Linked DNA regions of Homo sapiens: region 1 is linked to region 2. The links are chromatin loops, found by intact Hi-C in ENCODE. Cell type or tissue: PC-3. All regions are shown on one strand. Each heading gives the region's core, and the rest is flanking DNA. Links, peaks and the distances in the headings are about the cores only. Region 1 overlaps EDNRB-AS1 (EDNRB antisense RNA 1). Region 2 overlaps EDNRB-AS1 (EDNRB antisense RNA 1).

What was found. Peaks named below come from ENCODE experiments on the same cell type or tissue, not always from the same donor. Only the 100,000 strongest peaks of a DNase experiment are listed, where the experiment ranks them.
Region 1: a loop joins it to region 2, with 2.5 times the contacts of the local background. A loop is called at or near these places in 2 of 110 quality-filtered maps.

Annotation. Positions count from the first base shown.
Region 1 is chr13:77,871,269-77,874,076 of GRCh38, reverse strand. All of the region lies in intron 6 of EDNRB-AS1 (EDNRB antisense RNA 1), which reads right to left. Among named protein-coding and RNA genes, the nearest start is that of EDNRB, 46 kb to the left of the region's middle. In PC-3, for the core only: no CTCF peak of the experiment used is centred there; no DNase peak of the experiment used is centred there.
Region 2 is chr13:77,819,536-77,822,343 of GRCh38, reverse strand. All of the region lies in intron 1 of EDNRB-AS1 (EDNRB antisense RNA 1), which reads right to left. Among named protein-coding and RNA genes, the nearest start is that of EDNRB-AS1, 2.0 kb to the right of the region's middle. In PC-3, for the core only: a CTCF peak has its summit at 1,390; no DNase peak of the experiment used is centred there.

The DNA.
Region 1 (2,808 bases), core at 122-2,621, 52 kb before region 2:
TATAACAGGTATTCATATAATTCATATAATCATGCCCTTGAACAACTAAAATGTAAACTGGTTAAAATCATAGGGTTCAAAGAGGGGACACAAGTCCTATGGGCAGATGTCTGCTACTTCAGTGCTTCAAAAGACTATATCAAACGTGAGTTAGTGCCTGAGAAGTGCAAACCTCTGAGGAAAATCCTGGCTCCACCTGTAGGCTCCACTTCTACTCAAGCACAGCAGAAATTGATTCTCCGGTGGATCACAACTAAAAGTTTAAATTTGGCATCCACTCAATACGGCTGTCCTTGAAATCAACACAAAATACCTGCTCTGCCAAAATCAGAAAAAGACTTCAATTCCATCTAGCATTAGGTAAAGGTTCCAAATACTTGAGTTGAGAGTTGAGAAAGAATCTAGGAGACACCTAAGTCTGGCATGTTCTTCCTTAGGAGCCCTCTTGCCTTCAACACCAACACTCTGGTTGCCTACTTACTGCTGGGTCTCTTTAATTTGATTCAAGCATCCACCCTAAATTCCAGGCATCCAGTCCCACTGGAATGCACCACAAGCAATGTCAGTCTCTGTCCTCAGTGTTGATGAAGGAAAAACATCACTTCCCACAAATCCCGATCTGATTTTAAATTTTCCCTAGTCCCCTGTTTTGAACATGCGTGCGCGTGCACACATACACACACACACACACATACTCATTTCTTCCTTCAGGTGACTCATACTGAGGCAATAGAGAGGTGTGGAGAACCCTGGAAGGACCATCTCTCAGCATTAACCCCATCGGCAGGATTAACCCCATCATGCTTCCACTGGCAGCTCTGGTCAGCAGGTCGGCAGTAGCAGCCCTTGAGGTTAGCACCAGGGCTTGGTGGTTTCTTCCAGCTGTTCTGAGGAAGAGTGTCAGCAGTCGTCTCGCTGCAGCAGTTCTTGTTAATACACAGGGTTTTCCATGCGTGCCCTGGTTCCTCAGCTGTCTCCTCAAGTACTACATCAACATCATTATTACTGAGAACTCACAGTGCAGTATCTGTCCCAGTGGGAATTACAGTGGTGCATGTCTCTTCTGGTGAAAGAATCTATTTAAGATGCAATTTATACTCGGGTTGCTGTATCAGGACACTTCCCAAAATTTCCAGAAAAATTCCACTGATGGCAGAGGAAAGAGGATGTGTGACCTCCAAGGATTTGAGGTTTAACGTGAAGTTGCATAGATTTAGGAAATTTTGCAAGCACAATTTTTTTGATGTCTCATATTTCAGCTTAAAAATCCAAGTAATTTTTGAAATTTATTTTCTAATATATTTATATTTATCTTAGTAAAAAATGCTTTTCTCCTCAACCCAACCCTTCAATCTTTTAGTCCAAAAATAGGTGTCCTATTTATCTTTTGTCTTGCCTACCCATTGTTGTATTTCACTCCAGGATGATGATGATGATGATGATATGATGGCAGTGATGAAGACAATTATCATGATCACAAAATATTTAATAGCCAGTTTTTATTGAGTGATTACTTCATGTCAGGAATTATGCAAAGCCCTTGGCAAGCATTATCTCATTTAATTTTTAAAACAAACTTATCAGCTTTTACAAGTATTATTCTCACTTTGTAGATGAGCTAAATGAGGCACAAAGGAGTTAAGTAACTTGCCATTGACAAACTTTTAACTAAAAATCTGAGGATTCACAATACCAACCCCCACAGAAAAGGAAATCATTGATTAATTTTTCTAATTTTTCATTAAGAGGATCTAACAGTTTCTTACCATAAATTTCAGTGGGACAAGGTACTCAGAAATTTAGAAGGGCTCTTGAACCAATTAACAGAGACACAACAGTAACTAGGTAACCAGAGTTACACCAAGAAAACTATGTAAAGACAGAATTTGAGGAATTAAATAATGCCAAAGTAAATTTGTTTGATAAATTCTTTCTCAACCCTCAGATATTTGGTATCCTTATCACATGCGGATGGAAGTTATTCCATGAATGAATTCTCTTTCTGGTACCTATAGAGCAGATACTCTATATTGGTTACAACGAGAGCCATATGTCCTGAGGCACATGTCTCCCAGTATGTATCACACTTGTGGAAGTCCATTCAGCTCCTTTTTCTTTATGTCCTAAAGCAGGACTCAGGTCCTTATTTCTTTTGTCTCAGAGGTAGCCTTTTCCCTTAAAGTTGCTTGCTCCACTTTCAACAGCATTCCCCAGGCAGTGGATGAATTTCAAGTAATTGAGAAACTTGGCCAAAGTTCAGATAGATCTTTATAATGATCTCTTCATGGAACACTGGAGTACCTGTGCAAATCAGGTCTCAGGAGTATACTTGGCCACTTTGTTACATGAGCTGGACATGGAAACTAATTCTACTGGGGTAACTGAGTTATACCTAAAATTGGTTAATAATAAAAGATCTTCTCTCAGGTCTCTTCATTTCTTTAGCTGACTAAAAATGTCTTCTCTGACCCATTTTAAGTATATAGCCTCTGTCTTCATAATAGGTCTCTACAAGAAGTATTCATTTGAATAGTGTGCTGGAGTCTTTTGCAAGGCTTTGGCTAAAGCCACGAGTCACTACTCATGCCCTTACATTACTGTCAACCTAGAAAAGTTTCATTGAAAATTTCATTCCAGAAATACATAATCTCTAAAGAAGAGCTTGGTATGCTTCTTCATTCATCAATTGGAAGCTATGTAACTTTTTTTTCTTTTCTTTTTGCATTAGTGGCCAGGAATTTTGAACTCAATTTAACGTCCTAATGAGGTAATACATTTATTTCAGGTGCTTGCTAGCATCTATTTCAA
Region 2 (2,808 bases), core at 90-2,589:
GAACCAGAAGGAATCTTATTGAATAATCTAATTTAAACCTCATCTCAAAGCAAATACTCTCTTCCTCAATCACATGAAATGGAAAATGAGATATGCTCAAAAAAAGAAAGGATTTCATTCATTTCTGTCAGCATTAGTGCTTATAGGTTAACCTTGACTTGGCTATAAGTCAATGATGAATAATACAGGTGCCAAGCTCCCTATGAGATGCTGTGGGGAATTGAAATGAATACACAATTCCTGGCCTCCAGAAATTTACTACGGAATGACAGAGACAGAGCAAACATAGGACATTAGGCATAACTAATTGTAAAAAGAACTTGCTACCCTCAGCACTGAACCCTCTGGCTCTAATGAGGTATTCCAGCGCCTACCCTGTGGCCAGGTTGCTGGATGTAGCTTCTTCGCTCAGCCACTATTGAGTCTTAGTTGAATAATCTGTCATGTTTATCCTTCAAGATGAGTTCTGTCACACCATGTAGTTAAGCCTGGCCCAGAAGAATTGTTGAGACAAAGGTAAAAAAGACACCTCAGATATGAGAAATTCCAGCCAAGGGATCAGAGAGGAGCTGAAAGAACAAGGGTTTTTAACCTTATGTTATTTCCCCAGTGGGGATGAATAAGCAGTACCCATCACACCATAAAGTACTTATTAATTGATCCTTCAATCTTTTATTTTTATTTAACACTATCCTATTTTTAAGGACCCCAGAAAGTTCTCCTACTTATTTTAGTCATTTTTATATATTTCTTTAATACTTTTAAAAGTCCTCCTCACAACTCTAAATATGAAACAATACATTTTAATAGCAGGAAAATAAAGTCCCAGTTCTTATGTGTGCAATAATTATGATTCTCATTGTAATTATGTAATTATGATTACTCATTGAGTTAGATAAGCCCAATGTAAGTACCTACCTGCAAATGAAGGAAATAGCACATTCATCAATGAGGCTCCTGCCTATAATTATGTGAGGGTGGAAGAGTATCATTTTATCACATCAAATAAGATGAAAACCTTGTTTCCAATAACTATTATGGAAAAAAATGTTGGGTACGCCTATGCTTAGTTGAAAACCTGAAACTTTAGTTCAAACAAAGTGTTAGCACATCATTAAAAGTAAAATATATTAATAATTTGTTCCTGTTCAAGTCACTAAACAGTATGTCACTGAAAAGATCTTTCAGATCCTTAACTATCCTTTCTGATATCTGTAGAGTGGCTGCTTTATCTACTAAACCTCATCTTGTTATAATCATGAGTGGTATAATTAACATTCATCTTGGAACACAAAGAATATTTAGGGATCCTTTTAGTCTACAAGTAGGAAATATAATAGGAGATCCTGGTACGCTAAATGACCTAAATTATCAAATTGTGGAACCCCTAGTGGCAGGGGGTGGCCTTGCTTTGAAATCCTGGTCTCCTCTAGGCTATAAGATCTCACTTGGAGCTAAGGATGTACTGGGACCTGTGTCCCTCTTCAGGACTCATAAATCAGGATCTCAAGAAGAAATAGAAGTCACCACACCTCCTCCAAAATTATTCAAATGAAGAGACTATAATAAAGGGAATAATTACAGAGCTCGGGGAAAGGTTAAAGGAACCAACAAAGTATGTTGAGGCACTGATAAGCCACAGAAGGAAGTCATTACTATGTATTTGGTTAAAGAAGAAAAGGGAGGAAATAGTGTTATCAAGATACAATGAAAACTGGAGCCACGAAGAAGGTTCTGACAGGCAAGGGCTGTATTTCAGCAACTGCCAAAGATGCGGTACCAAAGAGGGGAGGAGGTGGAGATGAAATACCCTGATTATCTCTCCTTCTGTCCTTTGATCTCCTGCCAGGGTTTCTCATTGGCTGAACCCAATCAGAATCTAGAAAGGGAGCAGTTTTCAGGGATCAGCCTCCTGGGTAAAAAGCAGTAAAAGAATAGATTGGGAGAAAAACAAACACAGAAGAACTAGCATGACCACTGAAGAGCAGGAAAACCAAGAGAAGGCAAAAACTGCATGGCCTTCCAGGCTGCTTTCTCCAAACTGCTAGACACTTCTGAGTGAATTCTTGAAAGAACTATATACTCGTATAGTTTTCTCTAGAAAACTGATGAAGCCATTCCAAATAATTCTGGCCTACACATGCAGGGAGTACTTGGAGATTTTAATCAGGACTTACAGAATCAGAAACAGCCAACAAATATAGTCCACTGGAGGCTGAATCGGGAGCCCAGAGTTTTGGGAAACACTGATCAACCAAGGACCTGGATGAAGGTGTATCTGACAGCATATTTCAGTGACCTACTGAAACTCAGAACAACTTTATATCTTTCCCCAGCTTCCAGACACCTCCATGGAATAAACTACCAGCATTTCAAACTAAATATGTACCAAAAGCAAACTTACCATTTCCCTTTCTGCCTAGACTCTCCCGTATCATCCTCACCCTGAGCCTTCCCCTCAACTGACACATACACACTCCCCAACAACCAAGAGTCTATTCTTCTTTCTGTCTTCCTTATTTGTAATAATGGACATTATAAAACTATCACCTAAGGAATTTATTGTCATGTCATTATTTTTTATTCCTCCCTGTGTACTGACATCTGGAGACTGATGCCTGTAAGAGCCAACCTCCCCCAACATGGCACCTGCCAAGAGTGACCACCAGTCACTGTGCTTAGCTCACCCCATTGTCTTGAAGCATTTTGGCCCTTCTCATTTTAAAATTTCCTTTCTCACTTCTGGATCCCAAGGACTGTGTTATATCTGTTAATTCAAGACCCGGCTTCAAGACACCTTGATTCAAC